Regions from separate parts of the Homo sapiens genome. Here region 1 is linked to region 2. Evidence: chromatin contacts called from ENCODE Hi-C data. All regions are on one chromosome and are shown on one strand. Each heading gives the region's core, a stretch centred on a gene start or an enhancer-like site at or near the end of the contact. The rest is flanking DNA. Distances are from core to core; before and after follow the strand shown.

What was found. A loop is a pair of places that touch in the nucleus more often than their neighbours do.
Region 1: a map with no recorded cell type shows a loop between it and region 2 (7-fold over the local background). The contact joins the enhancer-like site here to the promoter of WDFY4 in region 2. A Hi-C loop is called at or near these places in 2 of 37 single-sample maps with no recorded cell type.

What each region holds. Positions count from the first base shown.
Region 1 is chr10:50,427,242-50,433,776 of GRCh38, forward strand. SGMS1 (sphingomyelin synthase 1) reads right to left here. Exons shown (of 11, transcript NM_147156.4): 6 at 6,235-6,315. Among named protein-coding and RNA genes, the nearest start is that of ASAH2, 180 kb to the left of the region's middle. RefSeq lists an enhancer at 4,606-4,825. Within about 2 kb of position 4,635, at least 7 of the 41 ENCODE cell types and tissues checked have a DNase peak (open chromatin) inside an H3K27ac peak, as active enhancers do.
Region 2 is chr10:48,681,401-48,688,032 of GRCh38, forward strand. It overlaps WDFY4 (WDFY family member 4), which reads left to right and starts at 3,473. Exons shown (of 62, transcript NM_001394531.1): 1 at 3,473-3,601. RefSeq lists enhancers at 2,395-2,474, 3,405-3,704, 3,723-4,263 and a silencer at 2,695-2,744.

The DNA of each region.
Region 1 (6,535 bases), core at 3,385-5,884, 1.7 Mb after region 2:
CAAAAACATTAGCCGGGTGTGGTGGCGGGCGCCTGTAGTCCCAGCTACTCCGGAGGCTGAGGCAGGAGAACGGCATGAACCCGGTAGGTGGAGCTTGCAGTGAGCCGAGATGGCGCCACAGCACTCCAGCCTGTGTAACAGAGCGAGACTCCGTCACAACAACAACCAAAAAGAACTTACAATGTGTGTCAAAGAAAGAACATATACCCTAAACTAGTGAATGAGTCAGTATAAATTGACTGAAAACTACAAATTGAGAACACAGCAGTCTAGCATGTAGTACAAATTAAATGGCACAGTAAATACAAGCTAAGGAAGGGGGGAAAGAGAAGGTAAGCTGAACTAACCAAAAGCAACGACACTTAACATTTTAAGTCGACATACAACAAAGTGGGGACACTACATAAACAGGTCACTGAGGATCAAAGCACACCCTTTATCAGCACCCAACATTGTCTACCTTGTTGGATAGCTACTTGAATAGACAGCACCCACACCATACTCTTCGATTCCTGAAGGCTGGGTCCAGGGCTTGGGTTATTTTAAACCTCCAGAAATCCACACTTTGACATGGGATATGTTCTACAAACATTTATAGAATTCAAACCTTATTTGAATTGTTAAATTCTGATGAAGGTTGACATCTTCAATGAAGGAGAAAGACAGCAGTGGAACAGTTGATAGGGAACTCTATCCCTCGAGATAAAAAGGAGGCTAAGCTGCGTGTGAATGAGAGAGAGAGAGAATGTGTGTGTGTGTGTGCATGTGTGTGTATGTGTGTGTATTAGGCCTGAAAGAGGGAGGATGGTGCCTAAAGGGAGAAAAAAGAGTAGATCAGTTTAGGCTAACTTATACTGCAGGAACAAAATGTCCTCAAATTTTGGAGGCTAACAATGGAGTGAGGCTTAATACTAGTTCCTGTCTGGCTCCTTGCAGATAAGCTGTGGACATGGAGTCCACTCCATGTCCTCTTCACTCAAAGACCAGGGCAGAAGGAGCACCCCTAACTGGCGCATGATAGTCCCATGGCAAAGAAAAGAGAAAGATGGCAGAGCAGGCCATACCTATTAAAGTGTCTTCTCAGAAATGACACAAATTATTGTCACTGACATTTCACTGCCAAAATAAATCCTAGAGGATTTATTTGGCCAAGCTAGCCATGGGGCATCAGCCTTCTGTAGAGTAGGAGAGTATAATCCTTTCACAGGGATGGAAGGTGGGCAGAAAGGAGCAGCAAGTGTTCTGACAATAATATGAGCTGCCACAAAAAGAATGGAAAATGGCTAGAGCTGAGCTTTCTTCCCCCCGTAATGATAGAAGCTGTCCTGTTATAAAAAGCAGCCCCTCCATTTCTGTGGTACTTTATGCTGTTCTCATAATCTTTCAGATACTGTCTTACTATCTTTACAACTATCCTAGCAATGTTTCAAGGCCTCAGCAGTGCCTGAACTACAACACCAAATCTGGTACTCTCTCACCCACCTTAGGGAAGTCAGCCTTTCAGTCACCTGCAAAATGCAGATAATCCCAGATGCTTCCTAAGAAGACTGTTATGAGACTAAGTACAATGATTAACAGAGGCTCCCCAATTTAGGAAAAGGTTACATCCTAATAAACCCATCATCAAAAATGCATTTACTACACCTAACATACCTAACACCATAGCTTAGCTGAGCCCACCTTAAACATGCTCAGAACACTTACGTTAGCCTAAAGTTGGGTAAAATAATCCAACAAAAAACCTATTTATTCAAGTATTGAATATTGTTTTTAAATTATTGAATACTGTACTGAAAGTTAAAATAGAATGGCTGTATGGGTACTTGAAGTATGGTTTCTACTGAAGGTGTATTGCTTTTGCACCATCATGAAGTCAAGAAATCATTAAGTCGAATCATTGTAAATTGGGGACTGTTTGTATTTAAAACACACAAGCACAGACAGGTATAGTCATGCACTGCATAACAATGTTTTGGTCAACAAGGGACACACAAAAGGCAGTGGTTCCGTAAGATTATATTTTTCCTATACTTTTCTATGTTTAGATACACAAATACTTACCATTTGGTTACAAGTGCCTATAGTATTCAGTAGAGCAACATGCTATACAGGTTTGCAGCAGCCTAGGAGCCACAGCCTATACCATATAGCCTAGGTTTGTAGTAGGCTACACCATCTAGATTTGTGTAAGTACACTCTATTATGTTGACACAACAACAATATTGCCTGAGGACACATTTCTTAGAACATAGCCTCATAATTAAGCAACTCAGTAAATATAAGGCATTACTATTATTAAATTATGACATGCATCCCCAAACTCACTTCTTTTCCAAATTGTCCTTAACTTTTAATTATAAAGAATTTGTTAAAATTCATTAAGTGTAGAAAATAAATTAATGAACTTTCCTTCACTTTTAAAAACCTCTACTCTTATAGTTTTTTCTACACATACACACACACACACACACACACACACACACACACACACACACACACATACTCTTTTCTCATGACTTCAATTACTTGTTTATGTCCTGGTTAGTTTCTTAAATCTCTCAAGAATTTTAAAAGATCTATTCTTTCTTGAGCATTTGGAACTATTTTATTTCTTCCCCAAATAAGAAAAATTAAGAACAATTGAAGCTATTCAGGGTCATTCATTTAAAGTATAACATAGATTCCAAAATGACACCCAACTAAGAATAAATTAAAGGCTTGGTATCAAAGACCCTCTATTTTCTTTTTCTAGCCCTAATTAGCAGTATTATCTTCTTTTCATTCTACTAAACTATAGTTCTAGCCTTTTCCCAAAACATGATCTTCCTCTACCATCTCTGTTCAGACTGTTCCTTTCTGCTCAAACTGTTCCTTCTACCTAGAGTGTCCCCTAAGCACTCCTCCCAACTCTGTTCAAAGGTCTCATCCAGATAACTGAATGAGTGCACCATGATGTTACCAAAGATGTTCATTACAGCACACTTTACAAAAATGAAAAGTTGAAAACAAAAATGTCCAGTAATATGCAACATTATAGACTACGTACACATGGAATGCTATATATTATGTATACATCTACAATTATGTAGATGTATATTTATTGCTGTGGCATCATCTTACTATATTGTCAACTGAAGCCGATTTCAAAACAATAGTAATAACCAGACCCATTTTAGAGGGAAAATAAAGCATGTATCTAATCTCGGCATAGAAAAGTATGGCAGAATACAAAAAAAAAAAAAAGCAATGTTAATTGTTAGCATTTTCACTGCCATGCAAAATAGTTTTGCAAATGCAAAATAGTTTTTGCATTCTAAAGTTCTATCCAATTAGCAATGTTAACTTTTATAGTTTCATAAAAGGTACTTTAATAAAAAGGCATTAATCATTAAATATCTAATCCACATATCATCTGCTCCTGAATCTCATCCCTGATCTAGCCCACTCCTCTTGCCACCCAGGTAATTTCTCTTTCTCTTCTGTTTTCTGAGTATTTTATATGTCTTTTATAATACCTACCACATTCAGTTTGAAATTATAGTTTTCTCTTTTCAGGTTTGATTATCAATTCCTAAAGTGCAATAAGTCTGTCTTATTTGTACTGAAATGTATCGTCAAAAGCAACGAGTCCCAAGTATCTAGTAAACATATTTTTGTTTATATCAACAAACATGAGTTTGTTGATATGAACATAATGCAACGCTATAAAATTTGCGCATCTAAAGACTATACACATAGCATCTCTCTAATGAAGAAATCTTCTATACAAGGGATGTTTGGAAACCACATAAGGCCCATTCTGTTAAGAGAGATGATAATATAAGTCAGAATGTTATATCTATAATAAAATTTCTGTATTAAATTATTATTTCCATGTTTGCTTTCAAAGTACAAAGACACACTTATTTAAATTAAGCCAAAGGTAATTATTTCATAATCCAAAGGCAAGTCTCTCAGATTTTAACCACGAGCTTCCTCTTGAAATGAACACAGATTACTTTTGCAGTAATCCAAGTCCATCCCTGACTCAGCGGGAACTATAAATACCTTTTGTTTTAAGAGGAAATCGGGGAAATGAATGTTTTACAATTATGTAAGTCTGATTCAAAGAACTGACACAAGCAAATGTTTTGAAATATCCAAGGCATTTTTGTAAGGTTCAATAAAAAATGTGTTTTGAGAACTAGGTGGGTGAGATTTAAAGTAAAAACAACAAACACAATCTTAGCTGTTACTTAGCAATTTCAGGGTTCGATTGCTTCCTTCTAAAGGGCAAGTTAGAAAACTGAAGAAGTTGCTTCTAGAAGAAACATTGAGATGTCTGATCTGGTTTCGTTTTTTTCCTCCATTTCACTCCCTAAGATTTTAATCAAGCCAAGATGAACCTTAAACTGCCCAGGTTTTGTTTTGTTTTTACTCTCTCCCTAGAGGCAATTGGGTTTCCATTAAAACTTAATTTTGAATCAAAAGCAAAGCTGCATGGAATGCTTAGTTGGGAGGAATCCTGACTACTTGTCTCTGTAGCACCACTACCTGAAGGAATTTAAGATTTGAAGGAATATGGGGAAGGGAGAGAAGGAAGTTCAATAGGCAGTGAGCAGAATGACTGATCGCCAATACTAGCACTTGGAGATCAGTTTAACAGCCAGAATAGGCAAGCGATGCCAGGGGTCAGTTATGAAGCTGAGTCAACAACTCAAGAAACTGTTCTAAATTCTAAATTGGTTTTGGCATCTATTTTCAATTCCAGAAACAATATGAGCATGACAACTTGAGTTACAGCAAGCACTGACTCAAAACCAAACCTTGTTTTTATTCATCAAATGAAACTCTTACCACCACGGCTGAGGCAGATAATTAAAGAATTGTGGCTTAGAAATGTCTTCACAACAGGAAACCTACAATTAGTGGTGTATTAGAGCCAACTTATACCAGGCCACTAGAACCAATTGTTAAATTCTCAAAATTTTTAGCAAGCTGGTTGTTAAACACAGTCATTATTAAAAGTTAAATTATATAAACAAAATTAAAATAAATCATACTAAAAACAAAGGTAATAAATACTCAAATCTCATCACTTCCTATTATTTTACTGTTAAGCATGCTCTTGAGGTGATTTGTAACTACTGTATCTGGTTGGTAGAAACTATATAATGCTGTGCTACTACATAAGACTTCCCAGCCTCGCTTTCAGTGACTTTTGCTGGTAGTTTAAAATGAGCCAGCCACAGCAGTGGTACTTACACAATGGAAACCTGCAAACATGACAACCCCTCCTTCTGACATTGCCAGCTTGTTAACATCTACCTGCAGATACTACCTATAATGTTAATCACCACAGCTTGGCAATAGGTAAGGAACTTGAGCTGGCCAATCTTTTGAGATAGAATAAAGGCCTATAGATTATAAATCATGACACAAATATAAGGAAGAAAAGTAAATATGATTTATTGTGCCAGTAACTATACTGTGCCAGTCATAGCACAAAGTACTTTCCACAAACTTTAATTTTATGAGAGATAGTATCAAATCCAATATACAGATGAGTTGACTAAGGTTCTGAGAGGTTGAGTAACTACTAAAAAGCACAAGAGCAAGAGTGAGGCCTAGGATTGTCTGACTCAAAAATATATGATCTTTCCACTAAGCTACCCCACTTACTAACATTATTGTTATCACAGTGAAACCAAAATCAACCATATGTAACTGTCAGATAATTAGCAAACATTAATAGCCTCTGATGTACATAAAAGTAGCATACATGAAGAGGGATATGGAGAAGATGTAGACAAAGAACTCAATTTTAATCATATTCACCAAATTTGTTCATATTTACTTCAAAATATGCCCACAGAAAAAAATACGTGAGTGAGAAATGGAGCCCAAGGAAACCACTAGGACCAAAAATATCTGCATATCCTAAGGGTTATTCCAAGCTTAATTTAAATGCTGACCATGTGCAGGGAATTCTCTTAATTCTTCAAATACTTATGCTCTGTCCACCAAATTGACACACTCAACTTAAAATGACACACCCTATCAAGAAAGAAGTACGCAAAATAAGATTTATCAAAGTTAGCATCAATTGTTTGACGTGTTTGGATATTTACTTTATAAAATAGTTTCTCTTTTGCACTCAAGTTAGTTGATTGTGCTATCCTTTTACCATGGTTCCTTAAAGAAAATTTACCCAGTAGTTAAAAGAATTCCAAAAGGCCAAGAACATTAACTTACGGATTATTTAAAAACATTCTGGTCATCTTGGCTTCCTATAAGCTACCAGCTTCTCCCATTGTTCCAGTACAGTTCCATCACCTGTCATAAGCAGAAAGAATCTAATTAGTTACATGTCTCAGAAAGGCCATTTCTTGATTTCCACTAGTTAGTCTCTTCTTCACACACAAGACATAGAAAAGTCCAGTCATCTCTTCTCTTTTTTACCAAAAACAAAAAGGAAAGAGAAAATAGCAACACAGAAAATTACCTTAAGAGAAAAAAAATTTTAAGAGCAGTATTTCCACTATGAAGGATTGGG
Region 2 (6,632 bases), core at 2,223-4,722:
AAGCCAGGAGGTGGAGGTTGCAGTGAGCCGAGATCACCCCACTGCCCTCCAGCCTGGAGGACAGAGCCAGACCGTCTCAAAAAAAATTACTGGAATATCCTTTTAATTCTGTCAGTCTTGCTTCTTTTATTCTTTGTTTGGTTGTATTAGGGTCCTCCAGAGAGACAGAACCAATTGGATATACATATATATATATATATATATATATGTATATGTGTGTATATATCTATATATATACATGCCTGCTCTTGTTTGTTTATTTCTTTATGTATTACAAGGAATTGGCTCATATGATTATAGAGGATGAGAAGTCTTAAGATCTTCAGTCAACAAACTGGAGACCCAGAAGAGCCAATGGTGTAAGGTCCAGTCTGAGTTCAAAGGCCTGAGAATCAGAAGAGCCAGTGTTGTAAGTGTTCCAGTCCAAGGGCAGGAGATGACTGATGTTCCATCTCAAGGAGTCAAGCAGCCAAAGTGTCCTCTTACTCAGCCTTCTGTTCTATTCAGGTCTTCAACCGATTGGAAACCACCCATGCATATTAGGGAGAACAGTCTGCTTGACTCAGCCTACTGATTCGAATGTTCATCTCATCCAAAAATACCCTCACAGACATGCCCAGAATAATGTCTCGCCAAATGTTTGGGCACCTCATGGCCCAGTCAAGTTAACTCATAAAAGTAACTTATCACATGGAGCTATTTTATTTCAATTTTGAACTTGTTCCAACTTTATGGCTTTTATTCTAGGCTGTGGTTCTTACTTCTTCAGTGTGGAGTCTGAGCTTCAGAGTTTTATGGTTTTAAATTTCCTCTCATCATTACCTTCATGTTTAGCCTGCAGGAGGACTCCTCTGATTGGTGTTTCAAGTTTGGTCTGCGGATTGGGGAGGAAGGAATACAAGAGGGCAGCTCTGAGCTTGGTGGGGTGAGGGCTCTGAGGTGTAAAGTGAAGTCCCACAATGCTCAGCAAGGTCTCTCCACACTCCATGGGATGCGACTGCAACATTCCAAGCACTGCACATTCTCTGTTACCTCCTTCAGTGCTCGGCCTTGGGTCAGTTGACCTCTGCTGGGTCTCTTGGAGTCTCACCCTGTGCACACATAGGAATCCTTGGCCAAGGGCACACACAATGAGTTCCCACAAGGCACACTCTCCTCAGGAACCTGCCCTGAACATACCAGAGCCTTCAGCAGCTTTGAACTCTGACTTAAACCTTTTCAGTTCAGGGAGACTACTGTCTCTGGGGCCCCACCTGCCTGCATCATAGCAGAAAAAGCATCACTAGAAAAAACTCCAGGGCAATTGTGGGGCTCACCTTGTGTGTTTTCCTTATCTCAAGGATCACAGTCTTGCTATTCAATGCCTGAAAACAATTATCTTGTGTATTTGAACTATTCTATAGTTGCTTTCAATGGGAGGGTATGTCCTATACCAGTTACACCACCATAACTGGGTGCAGAAGTAAAACTGCCATTTTGGGGCAATTGTTTAAAAATCAGAGAATCTTACATTGCCCTTTAACAAAAATACACATTTACATTAGCAGTTCATAGTTGCCCTGGCTGCTTCAGTGTCTTAGCTTTGGCAACTCTCTCACTAATAATAGCTTGCATTTGCACAGCCCTTTTCAGTATTTAAAAACTCTCTTGGCCGGGTGCGCTGGCTTACGCCTGTAATCCCAGCACTCTGGGAGGCCGAGATGGGCGGATCACGAGGTCGGGAGATCGAGACCATCCTGTCTAACACGGTGAAACCCCGTCTCTACTAAAAATACAAAAAATTAGCCAGGCGAGGTGGTGGGCGCCTGTAGTCCCAGCTACTCAGGAGGCTGAGGCAGGAGAATGGCGTGAACCCCGGGGGGCGGAGCCTGCAGTGAGCCGAGATCGCGTCACTGCACTCCAGCCTGGGCGACAGCGAGACTCCGTCTCAAAAAAAAAAAACCTCTCTTGCAAATATTATTTGATTTGTTCCTTCTAACAAGGCATTCATTCATTCTGCAAATAAGATGTCAATTATCTCAGTTAAGATAGTGAGAATTTCAACCTTGAGTTTCTAGCTCTGAATTTAGTGCTCTTTACCTGCCTGCTGCTGGCTACCCGGCAAGGTGCTGGGGTGGGTAGAAGGTAGGAGACCTGGGTGCAGGTGGGCCCTCCAGCAGACTTTGCGAGATCCCACTATGACAGACTCTCCGCGCTTCCTCTGGGCATTCACAGGCATGGGGTCCTGGCCTGTCCCATGCTGGCCACCCTTCCTGCCTCTGTGGAAGTTCCTCTGTCTAATCCGCTCTTACCATAGGCCTCTGATTTCAGGCAATATCTTCTTGTAGATTTTATTTATGATTTCATTGGTGACAATGACGAGGGGTTTTCATCATATACAACAAACACTTCACTGCAAATTCTCTAAGGTTTTCTCTTTCCCTTGGCTGGCACTGCATGTATCCTTTCAATTTCTCTTTTCTTTTCTTTTTTTTCTTTTTTTTTTTTTTGAGACGGAGCTTCGCTCTTGCTGTCCAGACTGGAGTGCAGCTGGATAGATCTCCTATTTTGGCTGCTGTCTACTGACAAGTTTGCACTGGTGGAGGTTGAGGTTTTGTGACAAATGTTATTTTCCTCTTTAAACCAATCTTGGAGCTTTACTCCATGTCATAACAAGTGATGTTGTTGCTGCCTCTCAGTCAGTCATGCATGGTCCACTGGTTTTGTGAGCTAGAGACAAGCGATGAGCTGCACTGAGGATCAAGGATCAGGCATTAGCGCTAACAAGTGCCCTTGCTCTTTGGCAAAATTCTCCTTTTACAGAGCACAAGCAGGATTGTGTGTGAATGGACATGCTTGTTTGTACTGTGGAGATGACGTTATGGATAGGTGACATGGATAATTCAGCCTAGTTTATATACTCAGAGGAATGAGAATTTGGAGTCTGAGTTTCAGAGACTTCCATTCTATGGTTTTAGATGTCCTCTCATCCTTGCCTCAGTGTTGGCCGCAGGAGGACTCCCCTCATTGGTGGTTCAAGTTCTATCTGAGGATGGGGGAGGAAGAAATCCAAGTGGGCAACTCTGAGCTTGGTGGGGTGAGGGCTGCCCAACCCATGCCATGTCCAGGGGTGCACTTAAACACACCTCTGATTAGATTCACCTAACACCATCATTGTTCTCATTTTGCCAGAGGCCCAGAGAGGAGAGGTGTGCACCAGTGGTCACACGGCTAGTGAAGAGGGGACACAGAATCCAGACCTACTCTTCTAGGGCTGGGCTGTACTTTCCATTTTGTCCTTGGCCCCAACCAGCACCGCTTGACCACGGAGGCTGCACAGCCAGCCCCAAGGGGCCTTGCTGCAGAACCCAAGTCACCCGCCAGAACTCCAGCAGCTCCGTGGTCGGCTGGAGAGTGGGCAGAGTCAGGCATCTGCCGGCTCTCCACTTCTGCTTTCTCCAGGAAATGAGCAGAGACCCAGCTCCAGTGATTCAGAGTGAAACGGCGCTGAGGACTGACGATGTGGGGCCGGGTCCTCTTCCCCCGAGCCTGAGGGGCTGCAGCTGGGGATAGGGGGCCCATGCCTTCTGATGTCTACAGGCGCTGACGGCCACCCCTCCAGGTAGGCCACCTTGCTCTTGGCCCAGCCAGGCCAGCCTAGAGGTGGGCATATGGGCGCCGCCTGTCAGCGTGGGGCCTACTGGCTGCCTCCTGGGAGGCTGACTATGGGGCACATGTGACCCAGTGCCTGGTTTGGGTTTGTGAATGTGGGAGAGGAGGTGAGCTGGGGAGCAGGAAGTGTGTGTGGCGTGGGGGGCCCATGTGGTCAGGGCCACTCCAGGGCCTGGGTCTGCCTGAGTGTGTGTCACTGCTGAAGTTTGGGAGTCAGGCTGGGCTCCAGCAGCACTCCTCGACCTCTGACGGTAGGTCAAGTCCTTTCTCGGGGTCCTGCTATGAAGGGAACCCTGGGAAGGGCTGACACGGGCTTTCCTGGTTGTCGAGGGGGCGGAGAGAGCAGGCCGACAGGACAGTGAGGCTCGCCCTCCAAGCTCCCTCATAGGCCTCTGAGGAGTGCAGAGTTGGAGGGCCATTTCCAACGGGCCTCAGAGGGAGCTGGTCTATCCCGGCCCTGTCATTACTCCACTGGGTTCTGGTAAGTAGGTGCCTCCCTGGGCTCACTTCCCTCATCTGAATTATTACAGCAAACCATTGAAACGCCTGCATTTTCTGCCTAAGCAGGGCCACCTGCTCAGTAAGGACTGATTCTTCTTTTCCCCTGAAATGAAACTTCTAGAACACTAAACCGATCCTTTGTCCCAACTCATCTAAAGTGTGGGGGGGCTGGTTTGATAACTAAGGGCTCTATGCATTACCCTTTCCATGGAGCACACTAATTTTAATATGAGTTTATGTATAGTCATTCATTTAGTTATTTAACAAATAGGTATTGAGAAACCACGCCCTGCCAGGCTCTGGTCAAAGCGGACAGGGGTCTACGGTGCTCAGCAGGTGGGAGAATAGCAGGTAGGGTGGGGGTCTTGGGAGGGTGGGGATGGCTCTAGTCTTCTGAGAGGGGACCTGTGAGGGAGGCCGAGTCCTGTGGGTTTCTGAGAAGTGTTCTTGATAAGGGTCTGGAGGAGGAGACCTCGTGGAGGTTGGTGTGGCAGAGCCGGGTAAGGGGCATGCCTGGGGTTCTGGCCAGAGAGGTAGGGAACAGGGTCAGGTCAGGGAGGCCCTTCCTGTCTGTCCATCCTGAGCACATGGGCTATTCTTTCATGAACTTGGAAAGATTTTCTGTGTTGAAAGAAAAGAAAATTTCGGCCAGGCGCAGTGGTTCACGCCTGTAATCTCAGCACTTTGGGAGGCTGAGAGGGGCAGATCACCTGAGGTCAGGAGTTCAAGACCAGTCTGGACAACACGATGAAACTCCATCTCCAAAAAAAAAAAAAAAAAAGAAGGAAAGAAAAGAAAATTTAGAAAGACCATAATAAGATAGAAGTAATAAAAACAGCATAAACCCTGTGTGCTGACACCTTAGATTTTTTTAAAGATCAGCATCATCTCTGAGGTCCTCTTCATGCCCATCTTTCACCTTCCCTCTTCAGAAGCAGCAACAGTCCAGAATTTTGGGTTTATTGTTCCCTTGCTTCTTTTTCTAATTTTACATCCCATATTTAAATCGCTATATATGTATGATTGCAAGTTGTTGAACTCTGTAAACATGGAATTAAATATTCTTTTAAAATTTGCCTAATTGGTTCAAAAGTTTGTTTCTGAAATTTCTTCATATTGTTGCATGTACCTGTAGATAATTAAAGTTTTCTGCAGTACAGTATTCTATTAGATGAGTGTACCTCAATATATTTATCTGAGATGCTGTTGATGGCATTTTAGGTATTTCAAGAGTTTATTTTTTTTTCTATTATAAGCAGTGCCGCTAGAACTATTTTTGTACATGCATCTTGGGGCATGTGTGCAAGAATTTATCTTGGGTATATACTCTAGAAATAGAATTGGTGGGTCATAGGTTGTACATATCGTCAGCCTTACTGGATGTCACCACGTTGTTTTCCAAAGTTTTTGCCTCATTTTACCCACCCCTCAGCAATGCACCAAAGTTTCTGTTGCTCCACTTCTTCATCAGCATTTGATATTGTCTGGTACTGTATTTCTGCCAATCTGGTAGAAATGAAAAGCTATCTTAGCATGTTTTTAATTTGCATTGACCAAATTACTAAGGTTGGACATCTTTTTCATATGTTTATTGGCCATTTGGGGTCCCTTTTCCTGTTCACATTTTTTGGCCATTTCTCATCGGGTTACCTGTCTTTTATCCTATTGATTTGCCATAATTCAATACATATTCTGGGTACTACTTTTTGTCATTTATATATATAACAAATATTTTTCATTTGTTGGTGCCTTGTCTCCTTATATTCCTGTGGTTTTTATTAATGACTGAATTTCTTAGTTTCAAATAAGTTTATCCACCTGTCGCTTTATGATTTATACTTGTTATGTGTTATCTAAGAAATTCTCCACTATAAGGTTGTAAAATTATTCTCATATTATTTTCAAAAAATGTTATAATATTACTTTTTACACTGAAGTCTCTAGTCTGCCTGGAAATGGCTTTTGTGTATGGCGTGAGGTGGGAAGAAACTTTATTTTATTCTGCTTTTCCCATATGGATAACCAAGAGTCTTGGCACCATTTATTTAATAGGCCATTCTTTTTTTTTTTTTTTTTTTTTGAGATGGAGTCTTGCTCTGTCACCCAGGCTGGAGTGCAATGGCATGATCTTGGCTCACTGCAACCTCCACCTCCCAGGTTCAAGCAATTATCCTGCCTCAGCCTCCCTAGTAGCTGAGATTACAGGTACATGCCACCACACCTGGCTAATTTTTTTTTTTTTTTTTTGAGACAGATTCTTGTTCTGTCACCCAGGCTGGAGTGCGGTGGTGCGATCTCAGCTCACTGCAACCTCCACCTCCCAGGTTCAAGCGATTCCTCTGCCTCAGCCTCTCCAGTAGCTGGGACTACTGGCGTGCGCCACCACATCTGTCTAATTTTTGGGTTTTTTAGTAGGGATGGGGTTTCACTGTGTTGGTCAGGCTGGTCTTGAACTCCTGACCTCAGGTGATCCACCCACC